Linked DNA regions of Homo sapiens: region 1 is linked to region 2. A link is an interaction called in ENCODE POLR2A ChIA-PET data of the cell type or tissue named here. Cell type or tissue: GM12878. All regions are shown on one strand. Links, peaks and the distances in the headings refer to the core of each region. The heading gives the core; the rest is flanking DNA. Region 1 overlaps MEIKIN (meiotic kinetochore factor). Region 2 overlaps FNIP1 (folliculin interacting protein 1).

Evidence for each region. ChIA-PET counts read pairs that join two places held together with the same protein. Peaks named below come from ENCODE experiments on the same cell type or tissue, not always from the same donor. Only the 100,000 strongest peaks of a DNase experiment are listed, where the experiment ranks them.
Region 1: POLR2A ChIA-PET joins it to region 2 with 5 read pairs; 2 of 35 experiments call an interaction of 5 or more read pairs at or near these places.

The regions. Positions count from the first base shown.
Region 1 is chr5:131,848,983-131,861,081 of GRCh38, reverse strand. MEIKIN (meiotic kinetochore factor) reads left to right here. Exons shown (of 13, transcript NM_001303622.2): 10 at 6,248-6,328; 11 at 9,699-9,818. Among named protein-coding and RNA genes, the nearest start is that of FNIP1, 58 kb to the right of the region's middle. In GM12878, for the core only: no CTCF peak of the experiment used is centred there; a DNase peak (open chromatin) is centred at 6,731.
Region 2 is chr5:131,746,392-131,758,490 of GRCh38, reverse strand. The region is part of intron 1 of FNIP1 (folliculin interacting protein 1); the gene reads left to right. Among named protein-coding and RNA genes, the nearest start is that of FNIP1, 45 kb to the left of the region's middle. RefSeq lists an enhancer at 234-283. In GM12878, for the core only: no CTCF peak of the experiment used is centred there; no DNase peak of the experiment used is centred there.

The DNA of each region.
Region 1 (12,099 bases), core at 2,026-10,025, 100 kb before region 2:
CTCCATCAAAAAACTCTTAGGGCTGGGCATGGTGGCTCATGCCTGTAATCACAGCACTTTGGGAGGCCAAGGCAGGCAATCACTTGAGGCCAAGAGTTGGAGACCAGCCTGGCCAACATGGCAAAACCCCATGTCTGCTAAAAAATACAAAAATTAGCTGGGCATGGTGGTGCATGCCTGTAATCCCAGCTACTCAGGAGGCTGAGGCACTAGAATCACTTGAGCCCAGGAGGTGGAGGTTGCAGTGAGCCAAGATTGTGCCACTGCACTTCAGCCTGAGTGACAGAGCAAGACTCTCTCTCAAAAAAAAAAAAAAAAAAAAAAAAAGCCAAACAGGCTGGGCATGGTGGCTCACGCCTGTAATCCCAGCACTTTGGGAGCCTGAGGTGGGTGGATCATGAGGTGAGGAGTTCAAGACCAGCCTGGCCAAGATAGTGAAACCCCGTCTCTACTAAAAATAAAAAAAAAAATTATCCTGGCATGGTGGTGGGTGCCTATAATCCCAGCTGCTTGGGAGGCTGAGGCAGAGAATTGCTTGAACCTGGGAGGCGGAGGTTGCAGTCAGCCGAGATCACACCACTGCAGTCCAGTGTGGGCAACAGAGCAAGACTCTGTCTCAAAAAACAAACAAACAAAAAAAACAACTGTTAGAACTGAACCAAATTCAGTGAAGCCGCAGGATGCAAACAAGCAAAAATCAGCATTTCTATACACCAATAATATCTGAAAAAAAATCAAGAAGGCAATCACATTTACAACAGCTGCAAAACAAACCAACAAAACCAAAAAAAAAAAAAAAAACTAGGCATAAATTTAACCAAGAAGTGAAAGATCTCTACAAGGAAAATTACAAAACACTGATGAAAGAAATTGAAGAAGAAACAAGACATCTCATGCTCATGGATCAGAAGAATTCATATCATTAGACATGACCATACTACCTAAAGCAATCTATAGATTCAGTGCAATCTCTAACTACATATCAATGTAGTTTTTCACAGAACTAGAAAAAACAACGCTAAAATTCATATGGAACCAAAAAAGATCCAGAATAGTCAAAGCAGTCCTAAGCAAAAGGAACAAGCTCAAGGCACTACACTACCTGACTTCAAAATATATTACAAGGCTGTGCTAACCCAAACAGCATGATATTGGTAGAAAAATAGACACAGAGACCAAAGGAAAAGAATAGAGAACCCAGGAATGAATCCACGTATTTACAGCCAACTGATCTTCAACAAAGCCATCAAGAACATACACGGGGGAAAGGACAGTCTCTCCAGTAAACGATGCTCAGAAAACTGGATATCCCCATGCAGAAGAATGAAACTAGACCCCTATTCCTCACCTTTATTAGGCTGTTCTTGTGTTGTGATTTAAAAAAATACCTAAGACTGGGTAATTTATAAGAAAAGAGATTTAATTGACTCACAGTTCTGCAGCTTGTACAGGAAACATGGCAGCATCTGCTTCTGGGGAGGCCTCAGGGAGCTTTTACTCATGGTGGAAGGCAAAGCAGGAACAGGCACTTCATATGGCAAAAGCAGGAACAAAAGAGAAAGGGTGGGAGAGATGCTATACTTTTAAACAACCAGATCTTGTAAGAACTCACTCTATCAAGAGAACAGCACTAAGGGGATGGTGCTAAGCCATTCCAGAGAAATCTATCCCCATTATCCAATAACCTCCCACCAGGCCCCACCTCCATCATTGGGGATTTCAATTCAACATGAGATTTGGATGGGAACACATATTCACACTACATCATCACTGTCTACCAAAATCAACTCAAAATGGATTAAAGACTTAAGCATACTGGAACTGGACTCCTTCCTTACACCTGAATAGTATTCCATGGTGTATATGTACCACATTTTCTTTATCCAGTCTACCATTGATGGGCATTTAGATTGATTCCATGTCTTTGCTATGTGAATAGTGCTGCATTGAACATACGTGTGCAGGTGTCTTTATGGTAGAATGATTTATATTCCTTTGAGTATATACCCAATAATGGTATTGCTGAGTCGAGTGGTAGTTCTGCGTTGAGTTCTTTGAGAAATCACCAAATTGCTTTCCACCGTGGCTGAACTAATTTATATTCCCACCAGCAGTGGATAAGCATTCCCCTTTTCTCCACAATCTTGCTAGCATCTATTAGTTTTTGACTTTTTTAATAAGTCATTCTGACTGGTGTGAGATGGTATTTCATTGTGGTTTTGATTTGCATTTATCTAATGATTAGTGGTGAGCATTTTTTCATACGCTTGTTGGCTGTGCATATATCTTCTTTTGATAATGTCTGTTTATGCCTTTGCCCACTTTTTAATGGAGCTGTTTGGTTTTTGCTTGTAAATTTAAGTTCCTTATATATCCTGGATATCAGACCTTTGTCGGATGCATAGTTTGCAAATATTTTCTCCCATTTTGTAGGTTGTCTGTTTACTCTCTTGATAGTTTCATTTGCTGTGCGGAAGCTCTTTTGTTTAATTAGGTCCCATTTGTCAATTTTTGTTTTTGTTGCATTTGCTTTTGGCATCTTCCTCATGAAATCTTTGCCAGGGTCTATGTTCAGAATGGTATTTTGTTGGTTTTCTCCTAGAGTTTTTATAGTTTTAGGTCTTACATTTAAGTGTTTAGTCCATCTTGATTTTTGTATATGGTATAAGGAAGGAGTTCAGTTTCAGTCTTCTGAATATGGCTGGCCAGTTATCCCAGCACCATTTCTTGAATAAAACAGTCCTTTCCCCATTGCTTGTTTTTGTCAGCTTTGTCGAAGATCAGATGGTTGTAGGTGTGCAGCTTTATTTCTGGGCTCTCTATTCTGTTCCATTGGTCTATGTGTCTGTTAAGTTTGTTTGAGGAAGATTTTAGAGGGCCAGAGCTCAGCTCAGCATTCCTAGTTTGACTGCTCTAACTCTAAGGGTGCTGGTACCAGGCCCCCAGCTTTGTTCTCTGGTCTCAGGAGCTTAGGAACTCGCTGCACTGGAGGGGCCCGGTGTTCCTGCTCTGCTGGCCACAGCACTGTGATGGGGAGTGCTGGCCAGTGCCTTTCCTCAGGCAGTGGCATAGCATAGCAGGATCTATGCTAGCTTGAGTGTGGCAGCAGCAGCAGTGGTGGGCTGGGGTGAACAGTTGCTGGCGGGAGTGAGGCACTGGATTCTGTACACACCCTCATGCAGGCCACATTGGCAGGGCAGAGTGCCGCACATTAGCGGTGGCAGGGTGTGCTCACACCAGCAGTGGTGGAGAGGCAGGGTGCATGTACACACACATGCCAGTGGGAGAGAGGAAGTATGGTCACCTGCGCTTGCGGGCCAGCAAAGCAGTGGAGAGGACCTTGGGCGAGTGCATGACAGCAAAGTGAGGTGGAGGAAGGCTGTAAGGGAGTGGAGGCTGTAGGTAGGCAGGTGCGCATCCATGGTGGCTGGTCAGCGGGAGCTCTCTGACGGTGAGGCATGGTCTGCTAGTGAAGGAGCTATGAGAAGGGCCCCTGGGAAGCACCCTGGTTAGGCATGCGAGGCTGTGCCACAAGCGGGCATGCCATGCTGGGGCCCCAGGAGAGGCTGGCAGATGAGGACACTCAGATCGGACTGGACATATCTCATGGACAAGACTGCCCTACTCTGTCCAGGTCCTACAGTTACCCAAAAGCTAAAGCCACCTAGAAGAGTATGGCGAGCCTTGGAGGATGGGCATCCCTGGCCATCCTGCTCCACCTGTGTTTCGAACTATTTTGTCTTTCAGCAGATTTTTTAACTTAAATGTGTGACGTTATTTTTTTCCAGAAAATCATTTATTTCTAAGTTTAAATCTTTTTTTCAAGTTGAAATAATAGGACATGTGAGAAGTGCTGGAAATGTTTTTATAGCACTATAAAATGTATTTCTTGATTATGAATTTGTTTCAGCCTGGAAAAGATTCTGAACATAGAGTTACAAATTTTCAGTTAAACTCTCATTATCTAAAAGTCAAGGTTCCGTCTTCCCACTATAGGTCTGCTTTTATGTTAAATGATGAGTTAATGGCTGCAGCACACCAACATGGCACATGTATACATATGTAACTAACCTGCACGTTGTGCACATGTACCCTAAAACTTAAAGTATAATAAAAATAAATAAATAAATAAAAAGAAAAAAAAAAGAAAGCAATGCAGGTAGAACAGTTTAGTTCTGCTGCCTCAGTCCCCAAAACCTGCATTGATAAGAACTAGTCTTTTATTAACTAATATTTTTTGAAAAGACTATAAATATGTACTGATTGGGAAGATTTAGAAATATATATATATATATTTTAACAAATCTAAGAAAAAATGTAGGGAAGCTATATACTTACAGCTGCATACAAGCTGATGTTTTAAAATTGGACTGATAGTTGACAATTATGTCAAATGAGACCTCTGGGAAGCAGATACTCAGACAGTATAAAGAGTTCAAACATCAGGGGCTAATGACTAAGAAAGGAAGGCAGGGAAGAAGCAGGATTATGCAGGGATAGCCCCAGTCTTCAGTGCAGATCTGACAGAAGCTCTCAACAATGGGGAGTTCTGGAGAAAAGATTGTCTATTATGAAAGTCTTGTGTTGGACTGTTATGCCCAGACATTGGCTGGGGGCTGCTTGAAAAGATGGTGGCCTCAGCATGAAAGCTGAAGCATATTCTAAAGATGTTGTGCTTGGGGGCTGTCAGCTAACTACACTCCTTGCACTGGAACAGCTGGTTCTTTGTTTGAAGAAATGTGAGCAGAGGACCTTCAGGACTGCCACAATGATGATGATAATAGTTATCATTGAGTAGCTCCTACTCTCCAGACACCATAGGTTCTTTTTACATATATTATTTGTAACCCTTGCATCACAGTCCCTAGAGGTAGAATAACCTTCATTGTTGAAATGCGAAAACTAAATATAGCTAGTAAGTTAGAGGCTGATGTGTTCATTTTATTGTAAATATACCCATAAACATTTCTGACAAAAATTTTCCTAATAAACTATTCCAGATTATGTCTTGTACCAACGATCAGTTTAAAAGCTTTTAAGCCAGAAGGGAAAGAAAGGTTGAAAGTAAGATTCCAGACTTGACATCTTACAAGAGACACCTACTCAAAAAGAACATTTATCAGAAGGATATGGTTGCTTCATGGAGTCTAAAGGCCGAAAAGGCAGCTGATTTCTAGAAATAAAGCTGCCTGTCTCTGTCTGTTTGACTATCACTCTTACTTTCTACTCTACCTTTCTACCCGTTTCTTTGCTTTTGCTATCCTAGATTTTCTCTCTCTTGCAGTCTCAAGCTCTGTCTCTTTTCCTTGGTCTCTGTCTTGATCTCTCTCACTGTCCTTCTCTGTCTCTCTCTCTCAATCTCTGCTCACAATCTATGTTGGTTTCTGTCTTCTCTGTCTTTCTCTTTTTTCCTCTCTCCTTCTCTTGGTCTTCCTCTTTTTCTCTCCTTCTCTGTCTTTTGCTTTTCATTCTTCCTCTCCTACCTCCTCTCCTCTCCTCTACCTCTTCCTTCATCTCCTCTCCATTCCCCTCTTCTCCCTTCCTCCCTCTCTCTCTTTTGGCCTGTCGCTTCCTCGCTTTCTGTCACTTTCTTTAGGTCTTGTATCTTGTCTGTTTCTCTCCTCACTCTGTCTTTTACTCTTTCTTGCTTTGTCTACCTGTCTGTCTGTCTGCCTCTTTGTATCTTCAAAAAGTAGAAAATGAGCCTACATCCTACTTTATAATTTCTTTAACTTTGATGTTCCATAAATGAAAGTATCTATATACATTTAACGTTATATATTTTAAACCAATTATCCTTGCTACATATATTTCACAGCTCCAGAAATAACTTATACTTTCTTTCCACAAAAAGTACAATAATATACTAAGAATTAAATGCTGAAAGTAAAATACCTTTCTTAGTAGTTAACAAAGATAACTGAAGCGCCATTTCCTAACTCAACACTCTAATTAGCTTTTCTTTCTAAATTAATAGTAATTTCAACCAAGGTATTCATTTCAACCAAGGTATTCTCATATAGTTGCTATGCCATATAGAGTTCTCTTGGATGTTGTTTGATCTAGCTCAAGTGAGAAAATTCTTTAGTTTCCTGTGAAGTGGTTTAAAATTTAATGAACAGATTAAGGATTTTCTTAGTACTGTACATTATGATCTGGTCAACTAACTTGAAATTGTAGTTTTACTATACTAAAATAGTTTATTTCTTTCTGCTGTTCAATCCCTGTTTTATAAAAACATTTATAGAAAACAAATTCCAGTACTCCTGGTAAGAAAAACAGAGGCCTTTTAACAAGTACTCCATCTTCAGAGACAGCTGGTTTTGTGGTAAGTATTAGCATTTGGCACTTGTAGTATCTGTTTTCTGGCTCCTCCTCTCCCCATTCTTCTATTTTTCTCATATCAGGGAAATATTGCCTATGGAGAATAATATCTGTGTTTTTCTGTTGCTTAAGCACACTTTCAATGAAAGTACTTTGTATACTACTATACATGCAAGAGAGAAGGAAAAATTAGAGTACTGCAGCAACAACCAGGATTCTTCTGTTTTTTCCTTTCAGTTTTAAAAATTGTGATGAAATATATATAACATAAAATTTATAATTTTAACCATTTTTAAGTGTACAGTTGAAGTATATTCATTCACATCATTATGCAACCATCACCACTATTCATCTCTAGAACTTTTTTCATCTTGCAAAACTGAAATTCCATATGCATTAAACAGTAACTTCCTGCTCCTCCCTACCCCACCCCTGGAAACCACCATTTTACTTTCTGTTTCTATAAATTTGACTACTCTAGGTACCTCATATAAGTGGAACCATACAGTATTTGTCCTTTGTGACTAGTTTATGTCACTTAGCATGGCATCTTCAAATTCATCTATGTTACAGCATGCATCAGAATTTTATTTTTAAGGATGAATTGATACTCCATTGTATGTATATGACACATTTTGTTTATCCATTCATCTATTGATGGACAATTGGGTTGCTTCTGCCTTTTGACAATTGTGAATAATGCTGCTATGAACATGGGTGTACAAATATATGTTTGAGTCCCTGCTTTCAATTCTTTGGGTATGTATCTAGAAGTGGAATTGCTACAGCATATTGTAATTCAATTTTTCTTTTTGAGGAACCACCACACTGTTTTCCTTAGTAGCTGTACCATTTTACATTCCCACTAGCAAAATGCACAAGGGTTCCAGTTTCTCTACTTCCTTGCCAGCACTTGTTATTTTCTTTTTTGTAATAGTAGTTCTTATGGATGTGAGGTGGTATCTCATTATGGTTTTGATTTGTATTTCCCTAATAAGGATGACACTGAGCATCTTTTAATGTGTTAATTAGCTATTTGTATATCTTTTTTGGGAAAATATCTATTCAAGTCCTTTGTTTATTTTTGAATTTTTAATTGTTGAGTTGTAGGAGTTCTTCATATATCTGAGATGTTAACCCATTACCCAACATATGATTTACAAATAATTTGCCCCCTTCCATGGGTTGCCTTTTCACTCTGTTGATAGTGTCCTTTGATGCACAAATGTTTTTTATTTTGTCATAGTAAAATTTGTCTTTTTCTTTTCTCACCTGTTCTTTTGATGTCATATCCAAGAAATGATTATCAAATCCAGTGTCATCAAGTCTTCAGTCAAATATCCAATGTTCCTCTTCAGTGTGAGCAATCCTCACAGAGGTCCATGCAGCGGCTTACATAGCAGTGTGGGGACTGCTCAGGCACAAGGAGATGAAATCCAGTATCTTTTGTAACAGCACTTATGCATAACGTCCATGGTCTCCACAAAGGACATGTGTAATTACAATGTCCCTGCACTCAGGGAAACTCAAAGTATTTTAGCTTTTATAGTGCAGTAGTTATTTATTTATAGTGCATTTATAGTTCCTCCTATAGATACAATTTTCCAATCAGACATTATTTTTACCATAAGCAATGTTACCTAGTAACACAGTTGACATTCTTACACTTATCAGGTTCCTAGGGGAAAGGAGTTACAGATTTAACCAATAGATGCTCATGATGGGAGAAAGGATTTTGTTAATCCTCTGCTCACAGTCTTTCCAGTGGCCCAAAAATCAATACTTTTTCCAGAAAATGAGTGTCTCATTTTTTATTCATTCTTGGTTGATATTTGGAGTTAAAATGTATTGATGAATAACAAATGTACCAAAATGATTTTTTTCGTGGCAAAACTAATTTAGTGACTATTTTACAAATATCAACATATTTTTAAATTTGAGGTACAAGTTACGTTTTATAAAACTCAGTATACTAAAGTATATAATTCAGTGGTTTTTAGCATACTTAAAAACTGTGCAACTATCATCATGATCCTATTTAAGAACATTTTCATCACCCTATTCGTTAATAGTCAGCCCTCATCCCCCCATCCCACCCTCCAGTCCAAAGAAACTACTGATTTAGTTTCTGTCTCTATAGGTTTGCTCTTTCTGAGTATTTCATATAAATGAGATCATATAACATGTGGCGTTTTGTGCCTGGTTTCTTTCACTTAGCATAATGTTTTAAAAATTCATCTATGTTATAGCAGGTATCAGTACTGCATTCCTTTTTTATGACCTATGTATTAGTCTGTTTCCACACTGCTATAAAGACATACCCAAGACTGGGTAACTTATAAAGAAAAGAGGTTCAATTGGCTCACAGTTCCGCATGGCTGGGGAGGCCTCAGGAAACTTACAATCATGGTGGAAGGGGAAGAGGCCTGTCTTACATGGCAACAGAGGAGAGAGCATGGAAGAGCAGGGAAAACTACCCTATAAAACCATCAGATCTCGGGAAAACTCACTCACTATCATCAGAACAGTATGGAGAAAACCACCCCCATGATTCAATCACCTCACACCGGGTCCCTCCCTTGACCTATGGGGATTATGGGGATTACAATTCAAGATGAGATTTGAGTAGAGACACAGCCAAACCAAATCAACTGAATTATACTCCATTATATACATATACCATATTTTGTTTATCAATTCAGTTTATGCGCATTTATTTCCATTTATTATCTATTATGAATAATACTGTTATGAACATTTGTTGACAAGTGTTTGTTAAACATGTTTTCAGTTGTCTTAACTATATACAGTCATCCCTCAGTATTCATGGGGAATTGGTTCCAGGACTTCTCAAAGATACCAAAATATGTGGATGCTAAAGTTCCTGATGTAAAATGGCATAGTGTTGGTTTTTTGCATATAACCTACGTGCATCCTGCACACCTTAAATCATCTCTAAATCAATCAGTCATCTTTTTTGGAAATTTTTAATTTGGTACAGAAATGTGTGGTGATTTCAGTAACCTGATAGAAAAATGGATATGGCACTTAGGAGAGAGTTCTATGTTAGAGATAGTGATTTAAAAATCTCTGGTGTATCATAGCAAACAAAAATTCCTAATTAAAAAATTACTTTAAAATGAAAGAATGTTATAACCCATTTTACAGATTGATTTGTCTCTAAACATGCATCTTTTGAAGAGTTATGTCCAAATGTCAGTAATTACGTTTATTCAGATGAAATTGTTCCTGTGTCAAGTTTACAGGAAAATGCTTCCAATGAGATGGTATTTTTCAACTTTTCTTTAATTACTTAAAAATCATTGCTTTTGCAATGTTTAACTTCCACAAAACAATAATGTATTCTTTTATAGATTGATTTGTCCTCAGTGCAAAAAGCATCTTTTGAAGAACTATTTCCAAATGTCAGCAATTATGTTAATTCAAATGAAATTGTTCCTGTGTCAAGTTTGCAGGAAAATTCTTCAAATGAGGTAGTATTTTCCATTTTTCCTTCAATTACTAAAGGAAATAATTACTGTTACATTAGATACTTTGTATATGAGGTGCTATAAGAAATCTCTTAACTCATGAGAAACATAATTTGCAAATATTTTCTCCTATTCTGTGGGTTGCCTTTTTACACTTTGGTTAGGGTCTTTGATGCACAAAATTGTATATTTTTTATGAAGTACAGTTTGTCTATTTTTTCTTTTCTTGCTCATTCCTTTGGTGTCCTGTGCAAGAAATCACAGCCAAATCAAATGTCTAAAGCTTTTTGCCTTTTTCTTTTCTTTTCTTTCTTTTTTTTTGACAGAGTCTCACTCTGTCCTCTCTGCTGGAGTGCCAGGGTGCAGTCAAGGCTCACAGACTCACTGCAGCCTTGACTTCCAGGATTTAGGTGATTCTGCCATCTCAGCCTCTCGAATAGCTAGGACTGCAGGCATACACCACCATGCCCAGCTAATTTTTTGTATTTTTTGTAGAGACTGGGTTTCGTTATGGTGCCCAGGCTATTGCCCTGTATTTTCTTCAATTTTTTTTTGTTTTAGGTCTTGTATTTAGGTCATTGATCCATTTTGAGTTAATTTTTGTGTATAGTATTAGGTAAGGGTCCAGCTTCATTCTTTTGCATGTAGATATCCAGTTTTCTCAGCATCATTTGTTGAAGAGATCATCCTTTCCCCCATTGAATGGTCTGGCCCCCTTGCCAAAAATCATTTAACCATATATGTGAGGGTTTATTCCTGAGTTCTCTATTCCATTGATCTATATGTCTGTCTTTATGTTAGTACCATATGGCTTTGATTACTGTAGCTTTGTACATTTTGAAATCAGGAAGTGTCAGTCCTCCAGCTTTGTTCTTCTTTTTCATTTTTGTTTTTACTATTCAGGATCCCTTGAGATTCCATGTGAATTTTAAAGTGGGTTTTTCTGTTTCTGCAATAAACATCATTGGGGTTTTGATAGAGATTGAATGGAATCTGTAGATCACCCTAGGTAGTAATGGCATCTTAACAGTATTGCATCTTCCAATCCATAAACATGGGATGTGTTTTCATTTATTTATGTTTTCTTTAATTTATTTTACCAATGTTTTATAGTTTTTATTGTGTAGGTCTTTGACTTATTTGGTTAATTCCTAAATATTCTTTTGGATGCTATTATGAATTGAATTGTAATTTATTTTCTTTTTTTTTGTTTTTTTTGGTAATTTCTTTTCAAATTGCTTATGTTAGTGTGTAGAAATTCACCTGATTTTTGTGTATTGACTTTGTGTCCTGTTAATTTGCTGAATTCATTTATTCTAATAATTTTTAATTCAATCTTTAAGGTTTTCCACAGTGATACCATGTTGTCTGTGAACAGAGATAATTTTACTTCTTGCTTTACAATTTGGATGCCTTTTATTTCTTTTCCTAATCGCCTAATTGCTCCGGCTAGAACTATCAGTAGTATGTTGAAAATGCAGACATCCTTGCCTTTTTCTTCATCTTAGAGGAAAAGCTTTCCATCTTTCACCATTGAATGTGATGTTTACTGTGGGTTTTCATATATGGCTGTATTCGTTCATTTTCACATTGCTATAAAGAAATACCTGAGACTGGGTAATTTATAAAGAAAAGAGGTTTCTTTATATATATAAAGAAAAGAGGTTTCTTTATATATATAAAGAAAAGAGGTTTCTTTATATATATAAAGAAAAGAGGTTTCTTTATATATATAAAGAAAAGAGGTTTCTTTATATATATAAAGAAAAGAGGTTTCTTTATATATATAAAGAAAAGAGGTTTCTTTATATATATAAAGAAAAGAGGTTTCTTTATATATATAAAGAAAAGAGGTTTCTTTATATATATAAAGAAAAGAGGTTTCTTTATATATATAAAGAAAAGAGGTTCCAATTATGGTGAAAGGCAAAAGGGGAGCAAGGCATCTTACATGGCCAGAGCAGGAGGAAGAGAGAAAATGGGGAGGTGCCACACACTTTTAAACAACAAGATCTCACAATAACTCCCCCACTAGAACAGCAACAAGGGCATGGTGCTAAACAATTGGGGACCACCCCTGTGAAGTACCACTCCCATGATCCAGTCACCTCCCACCAGGGCCCACCTCCAACATTGGGGATTACAATTTCACATGAGATTTGGGCAGGGACACAAATCCAAACCGTATCAATGGCTTTTATTTTGTTGAAGTAGTTTCCTTCAATTCCTAGTTTATTGTTTTTATCACAAAATGGTATTGAATTTTGTCAAATGCTTTTTCAGC
Region 2 (12,099 bases), core at 1,702-9,701:
AACACTGTTAGTGATTTGGCTTACATTTGTCTTCAGTTAAATTTTGATAAAAAAGAAGGAACATGATGAAGTGGAAGGCAGTATCAGAAGACTTAGGTTCTGGTAAAATGAGAGATCATTCTAAACACTTGAGTACTGAGCATAAGCAAATACCAGTGAAGACAGAGTAGGGCTACAGGTGAAAAGAAGAGGCACCAGCCAGCTGTATCCAGAACAGCAACTTTAGGTAGGTCAGTTTTGCTTCTCCTTCACTTCTTTCATTTGATGAAATGAATAAATTTAGAATGACTATTACCATTTAAACTTATTTGCCTATTAAAAGAGCCACTCTGTTGTGATTGTTTGTTGTTTAATATCATATTCTAAGCAATTAATTTGTCAGGCAACTTTTAGGTAATAAGTTTATTTCGTTAATTTCATGTGTCTATAGATTTCCATGTCACAACTTCTTTCTATTATAAGGTAAAGGGAATCAGAACTTTATTAGTAACACTTCACCATTTCAGGGACATACTCTGCAGAAGTACACATGTCTTCCCAGATAATTTTGACCAGCATTTTGTTTTCATTTTTTGTTTATGACTCTAGGGATGTCTGATCTAGACCAAAACAGCTTCACCAAGATTTGTGTTTAAACATAAAGCTATGTTATTTTCATCTCTGCTTTAGACATTCCTATCTTATTCAGATATGACCCAAAATATAAGCCCCTCTATGAAGTGAGCTTTCATGTTTTACTCCATCCTTCCCTCCCCCGTCTAATAATGCCTATGCTGCCTTTTCTTTGCATCATTTAGAACTCCTTCCTTGTGTCCCCACTTTCTTCCCAATTTGTCCACCTTTTTTTTTTTTTTTGGCCTTCAGAGGCCGTAATTCTTCCTTTTGCCCTTCCAGTAGGGAATGTTTATTTTGCCACACACTACCCAACTTTGGGCCTAGTAACTTGGCCCTGTCACTATTGCCTGGAAACTATTCTTGTCCTCTCATGAAAACCTGTTCTTTATGAGGCCTATGATATTGTACCACACTTTCCTCTATTTTGTTATTGGCATCCATGGCTGACATGTACCAGATGGTTGCCCACTGTTCATCAAGAACTCTGACACTTGGCTGATAGTCCTTCTTTCCAGATCACTTTGTGCAGTCATCTTAAGCAGCCCATACATCTAACATTTTGGCCTTCCAGTTCCTTCTCTTATTCTCTACCTTTATGTGTTCTTCTTGGCTGTACCTTGAGCCTTGTTAGCTAACTGACTCTCCTCTCTTTCTGAGATCTTCCCATTCTGACCACAACTTCATATCCTTTGATCTCTCATATCCTTATTCAGACTTGTGCTTTAACTTCGTTGAGACCACTATATGTGTTTGTTTTATACTTCCTTTTCTCCTATCAGCTCCATTCTGGCCACATTTCCTCAGCTAGTCAGTCCTGACTTTTCTTTCTCACTGTCACTCTTAACAGCCTTGCTCCTTTTCATTGTGGCTGCTCAGAAAATCTACTGTTTAATCCATTGCCTACTTTTGGCCCTTTCACACCTGGAATCTTCTGTGGTAGTACAGAAAATTAGTCCTATCACAGATTTAAGGCTTTCCACTCAGCTGGGCCCCCAAATATGGTTTGATAGTCCTTTTGCTTTTCTTGGGCTAGCTCCTTTCCCCATTTTCTTTGATGATTATGCTGGACTTTTATATCTCAAATCCTGTACTCCAATTCAAGCCACCCACCTCACATATGCTTGTAAATATGCTTGACCGCTGCTTTTTATAAAACATGAATGATCAGCTATAAATGCTCGATTTCATCTCTCCAGCTTGCATACTTACCTGCAGTAATTTTCACCTGTGGGTCATTTTCCCTACCTCATTAAGTGTATTCTGCTGTTCATTAGGGGCACCCTTGCCCGGGATACTGTGTCTTAACTTCTCTGTGATCTTAATCCAAAAATTCTCTCTGATTACCTTTAAATTCTTTTTCTGATTCCTTCCCCTCAACTTGGAAATATTAGAAAGGAAATAGATGCCTTTTTTCCTTTATATTATACACCTGTGTATTTCATACACATACACGTTTTTCCTTTTTTTAAAAAAAGGGCTCTTGTAGCCTCACTTCTTCTACCTGAGTGACCATGCATCTTGGTGATTCAAGATAATTTCAGTTTATTTCTGTCTGTTTAGGATCCCTTTTTAGTTTTAAAACTTCAGTTTAGATGGTTGGTTATATGGTCACACTATTCCTCACTGTTCCTTTTTTACATGGAATATTATATACTGTCTTTCTCAGCTCTTTCTCTTCAATCAATTGCTATATGGTTATTCCTTCCCCACTGCCTCCACTGAAACTGTTCCAGCAAGAGTACCAAAGACACCAAATTGCTAAATTCCATGAACACTTTTACTCTTCATAAATTTTGGTCTTTCTGCAACATTTGCATTGTGCGTGATTCCTTTCTTTTCATCTTCATTAACCTTTTTTTTTTTTTGACACAGTCTCTCTGTCGCCCAGGCTGGAATACAGTGGTACAATCTCAATCTCGGCTCACTGCAACCTTTGCCTCCCAGGTTCAAGCGATTCTCCTTCTTCAGCCTCCCAAGTAGCTAGGACTACAGACATGTGCCACTATGCCCAACTAATTTTTATATTTTTAGTAGAGACGAGGGTTCACTATGTTGGCCAGGGTGGTCTCGAACTCCTGACCTCAGGTGATCCACCAGCCTCGGCCTCCCAAAGTGCTGGGATTACAGACATGAGCCACCGTGCCTGGCCCATCTTCCTTAACTTTTGTAACAGTGCTTTACCATGAGTTTTCTTTTCCTCTCTAGTAGTCTGTCTTTACTGATCTTCCCTGGCTTCTCTGCTTTTCTTCTCTCTGTTCTTAAAATATTGATGTATCCTAAAATTCTAGTTTATTAGTTCTTCACATTCTTTTCTATTTTCAATTAATATGTTCTGCCTGAAGATTTCACTACCAATTGTGTGTCAGTAACTCCTGTGTCTGGAACTCTGTTCCCAGCCATTCTCCTCAGACCATTTTTCTTTTTCTTTTTCTTCTTCTTCGTTTTTTTTTTTTTTAAGATTGAGTCTTGCTCTGTCACCTGGTCTGGAGTGCAGTGGCGTGATCTTGGCTCACTGTGACCTCTGCCTCCCAGGTTCAAGTGGTTCTCCTGTCCCAGCCTCCCAAGCAGCCAGAATTACAGGCGCCCACCATCATGCCCGGCTAATTTTTGTATTTTTAGTAGAGATGGGGTTTTGCCATGTTGGCCAGGCTGATCTCAAACTCCTCATCTCAGGAGATCCACCCACCTTGGCCTCCCAAAGTGCTGGGATTACAGGCGTGAGCCACTGTGCCCGGCCACCAGACCATTTTTCATCAATCGGTTGCACATCTTTTCTTCAGCTGTCTCGCAGCCCCCTTGAACTCAATCTGGCAACACCCTTATCCCAAACTTACTCCCCCTCCTGAGATATTCTTTATCTTGGTTAATGGTATCTCCTTTCATGAAATCTGAAAGCTGAGAGTCAGCCATTCTCATCCTTTATTCCCCATATAGTCTTCAGGTCCTATCTCTGCCTTCTAAATAAGATCTAGCTCTATCCCTTTCTATTTTCAGTGCTATTCCTTAGTTCAGGGTATATAACATTCTTTTCTCCAGGCTTCTCTCTATCTTGTCAGTTCTTCAAGTTTCTGATTTTCTAAAATGCACAAGTGATCTTGTCAGCTATTGTTTAAAACCTTTGTTTACTCATTGCCTGGATGAAGAAGTCTGTATGTGTGTGTTGAACTGGTTATGTCTGTTGATCTGATGCTCCAGCCTGCCTTCATAGCTGTGCCTGTTGCTTCATTGCACACTTCTGAGCTAGGGTCACTAAGAATTACAGCAGATGCTGTTTTCTTCTTCCAGAGAAGAGAATGCCCTTCTCCCCTGCCCATCACTTGAAGCTGAAACTTGAAGTATCACTTCCTACTCAATAGGCCAAGGCCATACACAATGATTTAGATAATGGACTGAAAGACTGCCTGGAATCTAAACCCAGCTTTGACACATTTACTAGCTAGCTGTGTTATTTTGGGCAGGTTATTTATTATTTATTGTATGTCGTTTATGATTTTTCTTCAGTAAACTCTTACCTGACCTGCTTATGCACACCTCTTATCTAGATTGTAAGTTTGCCTCAGTCATAGCATGTATCACGTTGATAAAATCATTTGTCTGTCTTTTCTGTTAGACTGAGCATTTCATGGTATGGCTATCTTTTTCTTTTCATGCTGAATGAACGCTTTTAAGTCAGTGAATGAATACATAAAGAATGTGACAGAGAAATATTCCCAGTACCTGGCATTATGCTGTGAGTGTGGTAAATGTTTAATATGTCTGTTTTAGGCCGGACATGGTGGCTCATGCCTGTAATCCCACCACTTTGGGAGACCAAGGCAGGCACATCACGAGGTCAAGAGATCAAGAACATCCTGGCCAACATGGTGAAACCCTGTGTCTACTAAAAATACAAAAATTAGTTGGACATGGTGGCATGTGCCTGTAGTCCCAGCTACTCAGGAGGCTGAGGCAGGAGAATTGCTTGAACCCGGGAGGTGGAGGTTTCAGTGAGCTGAGATTGTGCTACCGCACTCCAGCCTGGTGACAGAGCGAGACTCTGTCTCAAAAAAAAAAAAAAATCTGTTTTAATGAGATGTCCATAATGTAATGTAACTTGATGAATATAGTATTACTTTTTTTAGTAGTCTTTCTCTTTTAAAAATTGAGCTATAATTTGCATATAATAAAATGTATAATTTATTTTGAAAAATATATGCATCTACTTAACCACAATGGCAATAAAGATAAAGGACATTTTGATCACTCTGGAAAGTTCCTTAGTATACATTTCTCCTCCATTTCCCTCACTCCCTATCCCTGATCACTGCTTTGATTTCTATCATTGTCCATTAGTTTTACCTCTTCTACACATAAATAGAATTATCAGTAGGTGCCCCATTGTGTCTGGATTCTTTCATGCAACAGTATTTTTTGAGTTCATCTTTGTTACCGTGGGATCAGTAATTCATTCCTTGGTATTTCTGAGTAGTATTTCAATGTAGGAATATATCGTAGTTTGTTTATCCATTCTCTGTGGCATTTGGGTTTAAATAAAACTGCAGTGAACATTTCTGTGAGAGTATTTGTGAACATTTATTTTCATTTTTATTGGATAAATTTCCTGTGAGAGGAATTGCTGAATCATAGCTGTCAAGCAATATTCCAAAAATGGTTGTACACTTTTACACTCCTACTAACAATGTATGGGAGTTCCAAGGGCTTCATATTATTACCAACCACTGGTGTTATTAGTCGTGTCAGTTTTAGCCATTTTAATGCTTGTGGCCATTTTTTTTGTTTGTTTGTATGTTTTTGTTTTGTTTTGAAACGATGTTTCACTCTTGTTGCCCAGGCTGGAGTGCAGTGATGCAATCGTGGCTCACTGCAACCTCCACCTCCCGAGTTCAAGCAATTCTCCTGCCTCAGCCTCCCAAGTAGCTGGGATTACAGGCATGCACCACCACACCTGGCTAATTTTATATTTTTTTTTAGTAGAGTTGGGATTTCTCCCATGTAGGTCAGACTGGTCTTGAACTCTTGACCTCAGGTGACCCACCTGCCTTGGCCTCCCAAAGTGCTGGGATTACAGGCGTGAGCCACCGCGCCCGGCCGTGGCCATGTTTTAATTTGCATTTCTCTGATGATTAACACTGTTAATTATCATTTCCACATACTGATTATCCATTCATATATCTCCTTTTGTGAAATGCCCAAGTTGTACCTGTACCCTTTTAAAATTGGATTGTTTATTGCTTACTGCTTTGTGGGGGTTGTTTTGGCTGTTTATAAGTTTTTATCAGATATGTGCATTGCAAATATTGTCTTCCAATCTCTGGACTGGTCTTTTTTTTTTTTTTTAGATGTTCAGGTTTAAAATTTTTATAAAGTCCAACTTACCAATTTTTTATTTTATGCATAGTAATTTTTGTATCTTGTTTAAGAACTCTTTGCCTAACCTAAGGTGGCATAATCACCTGTGTTTCTTTATAGAAGCTTTATAATTTTACCTTTTTCATAAAGTCCTATTTTAAATTAACAAAGAATACAAATTCATGGCTGGGCGCGGTGGCTCACACCTGTAATCCCAGCACTTTGGGAGGCCGAGGCAGGCAGATCATGAGGTCAGGAGATGAAGACCATCCTGGCTAACAAGGTGAAACCCTGTCTCTACTAAAAATACAAAAAATTAGCCGGACGTGGTGGCTGGCACCTGTAGTCCCAGCTACTCGGGAGGCTGAGGCAGGAGAATGGCGCGAACCGGAGAGGCGGAGCTTGCAGTGAGCCAAGATCGCGCCACTGCACTCCAGCCTGTGCAACAGAGCGAAACTCTTGTCTCCAAAAAAAAAGAATACAAACTCACAAATAAGTTTGGTAATAAAGCCTTTTTTATTATTGCTGAGATATACTTCACATTCCATAAAATCTACTCTTCTAAAGTGCGTGATTCAGTGTTTTAGGTTGGTTTGGTTGTTGCTGTTTTTGTTTGTGGTATATTTACAAAGTTTTTTGGTGACCATCACCACTGTCTAATTCCAGAACATTTCATCTCCCCAGAAAGAAACCTCGTACACATTGCAGTCATTATGGATTTGCCTATTCTGGACAAGTCATGTAAATGGAATCATCATACGTAGCCTTTTTGTGTTTGGCTTTTTTTCCTTAACCTAATGTTTTCAAGGTTCACCCATGTAGTATGCATTCTTTTTATGGCCAAATACTCCATTGTATTGACATACCACATTTTGTTTATTCATGAGTTCATGGACATGCCTTTTAACTTTTTAAAGAAAGCACATTTGTTTTTTCTTCTTCTTTTTTTTTTTTTCAGATTGTGGAATCCATTCACTCCTGAAATATTTAGTGCCTATGATATTACATTTACTTAGGGATATGTAGTTTTACTCATTTACCAAGCTTGGGACTGGGGATTCAAAGATGAATAAGATCTTCCCTCAGGGAGCTTTTTTTTTCTAGTGGAAGAAACAGGCATGTGAACAGATAAATTACAAGACAATCTGATGAAGATACTATTAGATTTATAATCTAAGGTAAAGTGTAATCCCAAAACTCAGTAGCTAACTCTGCTTGGAGGAATGAATAAGAACTTTTTAGAGTAGGTGACATTTGGAGCTAGATCTTTAAGAATAAATAAGAGTTTGCCAGGAGAGTGAGAATATTTCAGGTAGAAGACATGGCTTGTACAAAGGCATGGAATTGATATATCTTGGCACCTTTGAGAAGCTCAGTATGATAATTATGGGTAACATGAAAAGAGTCTGGAAAGGCAGATCTGGGCCAGCCCATGAAGAGCTTTACATCTAAGCAAAGGAACTTGGATTTTATTCTTTGGGTGTCTGGGAGACCAAAGGAGTTTGGCTAAATGAAATGGCATCACTGCTTATATAAGGTCTGTTAGAAGACCACATATCCAGTGAAGCCCAACTTTTCATTTTCTCCAGAAAATTTTGTCCATATTAGGCACCTTTTAAAAAATGAATGTATTGGCCAGGTGTGGTAGCTCGTGCTACCTGTAATCCCAGCAGATTACTTGAGGCCAGGAGTTTGAGACCAGCCTGGCCAACATGGCAAAACCCTATTTCTACTAAAAGTACAAAAACTAGCTGGGCGTGGTGGCACATACCTGTAATCTCAGCTAATTGGGAGGCTGGGGCACAAGAGTCTCTCAAGCTCAGGAGGCAGAAGTTGCAGTGAGCCGAGATCATGCTACTGCACCCCAGCCTGAGAGACAGAGAGAGACTCTGTCTAAAAAAAAAAAAAAAGAAAGAAGGGAAGAATATACCTCCCCTCAACCCAAACCATTCTCTCACTACCACCTTCTATCATAGTCTATTGACTTACCTGAAGTTATCAAGTTAATTTATTTCTTTGCTTAGCTACTGTTGTATCTTTCTTCCAGAGAGGTTCTTTTTTATCTTGCCCTAACCACTGCTTGGCACATAGTAGGTACATATCTGTATTTAATGATTAAATGAGCTATTCTACCTCTAATATCTTAAACTCTAGGATCCTGCCCTGTGATTATAGCCTCCTATTCCTTGTCCTCTCTGCCTCCCACTCTCCTTCTTTGCGTTTTTTCAGCACTTTGACCGTACTGCCTCCATTTTCTTTTGTTATTGTTGTCCCATCACTACGTTCCCTAACTAGCTTAGATCAATTCAGCTGTATTCTTGTCAGTCTTATACTCCATTTCCATAGCCTTCCTTTTCTTTTGTTCCGTATACCTATCAAAACCCTTACCTTGGCACAGTCTGATCCAAATTCAAGCACATGAGGTCCTACTGGAGAAAATCACCTAACTGTAGTTTGCAGCCAGTACATCGTCCTAGTTCATAGTCTTCAACGTTATGTAGATGTACAGCATTGCCTGGAAATCTTATGTTTTCTATTCAACATACACTCATGCACCAGTGAATGATGGGGCTCTGTTCTGAGGAATGCATTGTTAGGCAATTTTGTTGTTATGCAAACATCACACAGTGTACTTACACACACTAGATGGTATAGTCTACTACACACCTAGGCTGTATGATAATAGCCTATTGCTCTTGGGGTACAAACCTGTACAGCGTATTGCTGTGCTGAACACTGTAGGGAGTTGTAACACAATGGTAAGTATTTGTGTATCTAAACATATCCAAACATAGAAAAGGTACAGCAAAAATATGGTATAAAAGATAAAAAGTAGGCCGGGCACAGTGGCTCACACCTGTAATCCCAGCACTTTGGGAGGCCGAGGCAGGCGGATCACCTGAGGTCAGGAGTTTGAGACAAACCTGGCCAACATGGTGGAACCACATGTCTACTAAAAATATAAAAATTAGCCAGGCATGATGGCACACGCCTGTAAACCCAGCAACTGGGGAGGCTGAGGCAGGAGAATCACTTGAACCCGGAAGCGGAGGTTGCAGTGAGCCAAAATCGCACCACTGCACTTCAGCCTGGACGATAGACTGAGACTGCATCTCAAAAAAAAAAAAAAAAAAGATAAAAAGTGGTACACTTATATAGGGCGATCCATTCACTTACTGTGAATGGATTTTGCGAGACTGGAAGTTACTGGGTGAGTCAGTGAGTGAGTAGTCAGTGACTGTGAAAACCTAGGACAGTGTTGTACACTACTGTAGGTTTTATAAATAAGCACTGTATACTTAGGCTACATTAAATTTATTAAAAATGTTTTTCTTCAATAATAAAATTAACCTTAGCTTATTGTAAGTTTTTTCCTTATTAACTTTTTAATTTTAAAATCTTTTGAACTGTTGTGTAGTAACACTTTGTTTAGGACACAAACATTGTACAGCTGTACAAACATATTTTCTTTCTTTATGTGCTTATTCTAAGCTTTTTTCAGTTAAATTTTTTTAACCTTTTTGTTAAAAACTGAGACACAAACACACCATTAACGTAGGCCTACATAGAGTCAGGATTATCAGTACCACTATCTTCCATCTCCACATCTTGTCCCACTGTAAGGTCTTTAGGAGTAATAACACACATGGAACTGTCATCTCTTATGCTAATAATGCCTTTTTCTGGAATACCTCCTGAAGGATCTGCTTAAGGCTGTTTTACAGTTAATTTTTTTATAAGTAGGGGTACACTTTAAAATAATGATAAAAGTATAGTAAATTCATAAACCAGTAACATAGTCTTTTTTTTTTTTTTTCTTTTTTTTTTTTGAGACAGAGTCTCACTCTGTCGCCCAGGCTGGAGTGCAGTGGCGCAATCTTGGCTCACTGCAACCTCTGCTTCCTGGGTTCAAGAGATTCTCCTGCCTCAGCCTCCTGAGTAGCTGGGACTACAGGTGCATGCCACCACGCCTGGCTAATTTTTGTTTTGTACTTTTAGTAGAGACAGGGTTTCACCATGTTAGTCAGGATGGTCTCAATCTCCTGACCTTGTGATCTGCCCACCTCAGCCTCCCAAAGTGCTGGGATTACAGGTGTGAGCCACTGCACCCGGCCAACATAGTCTTTTATTATCAAGTATTGCGTATTTTACATAATTGTATCCGTAATACCTTCATATGACTGACAGTGCAGTAGGTTTGTTTACATGAGCATCACCACAGACATGTGCGTAATACTTTGTGCTACCATGTGATGACAGCTACAGTGTTACTAGGCAATAGGAGTTTTTGAACTGCATTATAATCTTATGAGACCACCATCATATATACAGTTTGTTGTTGACCAAAACGTTATATGGTGTATGACTATTTTATTTCCCAACAACTGCTATTCTCTTTTTTACTCTCTACTATCCCCACATCTTACCACCTTTCCCTTACTTGCCTTCACCTGCTTGACAAAGAAAATGGATCTCTTAGATATGGATTCCCTCCGCACCTTACCTTCATATCTACAAATCTTTCTGCACCCATGTACATCTTTATCTCCTTTCTTTCCATCCTAGTGTGAGAGTTATTTTCTTTGAGCTAATGCTTTCACTTGTGCTCTATATCCTGTTCTCTACTTCCTCAGAGGCCTTGTATTTCTCCTCCACCTCAGATTCTGTCATCAGCATATATGTAAACATGTTCAGATGTGTCATTTTTTAAATAGCAGAATATCTGTCACTCTCACTCTACTTGAGGTTTCATTTTCTTTCTCTTTTTTTCTTACCAGTTGTCTGTTTTCTCTGCTCCTATTCACTCTTCAGTCCCCTAGAATCTGACCTCTGTACTCTTTATTCCTTAGAACTGTCCTTGCTATGGTCACCAATGACTTTTGCTTCTCTAGTGGATACTTTTTAGTGACTCCCGTGGTAGTTCTTTTTCTTTTCTAAAATGTTCTTTTTCACTGGTTTCCGTGAGACCCCTTTCCCTATTTTCATCCTTTGTCGGTCTGTTCCTTTACAGTTTCCTTTGCATGGTATGAAAGCACAATTTAGTAGAAACAGTTCAGTGTGATGCAAGTCATTGTGGTTTAAGGAGGAGTCTCTGGTTTAGCCTGGATGTCTAGGTAGGTCTTTATCATTTACTAGCACACAGACATTTACTAAAGATTAGACAGAAGAAAACCAAAATTATATTTTCTGTCAAGAATTTGGGATGAAGATGTTTTATGTTGCCGGTTACACATAGTTTCACATACGTTGACAGAGTTAGGGTTAAGGCTCTCTTAAGGAAGTGAAGAATTGTGCCTGGTGGACAACCCACATAATGGCAGAAAATATTCACAAACTGTACATTTGACAAAAGTCTAATATACAGAATCTATAAGGAATTTAAACAATTTAACAAGCAAAAAACAACCCCAATAAACAGTGGGCAAAATATATGAACAGACAGTTCTCAAAAGAAGACATCCAACCAGCCAACAAACATGAAAAAATGCTCATCATCACTAGTCATCAGAGAAAGACAAATCAAAACTACAATGAGATACCATCTCACATCAATCAGATTGGCTATTATTAAAAAGTCAAAAAATAACAGATGCAGGTGAGGCTGTGGAGAAAAGGGAATACTTACACACCATTGATGGGAATGTAAAGTAGTTTAGCCACTGTGGAAAGCAGTTTGAAGATTTGTCAGAGAACTTTGAAAGAGAGCTACCATTTGACTCAGCGATCACATTACTGAGTATATATCCAAAAGAAAACAAAGCTACCAAAAAGACACATGCACTTGTATGTTCATTGCAGCATTGTTCACAATAGCAAAGACATGGAATCAACCTAGGGAGGGTCCCATCAGTGGTGGATTGGATAAAGAAAATGTGGTATGTATGTACTATGGAATACTACTCAGCCATAAAAAAGAATGAAATCCAGTCCTTTGCAGCAACACGAAGGCAGCTGGAGGCCGTTATCCTGAGTGAATTAATGCAGGAACAGAAAATCAGATACCGCATGTTCTCAGTTATAAGTGGGAGCTAAACATTGGATACTCATGGACATAAGGATGGCAACAATAGACACTGAGGACTAGTAGAGCAAGGCAGGAGGGAGAGGGGCAAGAGTTGAAAAACTTAATAGTTG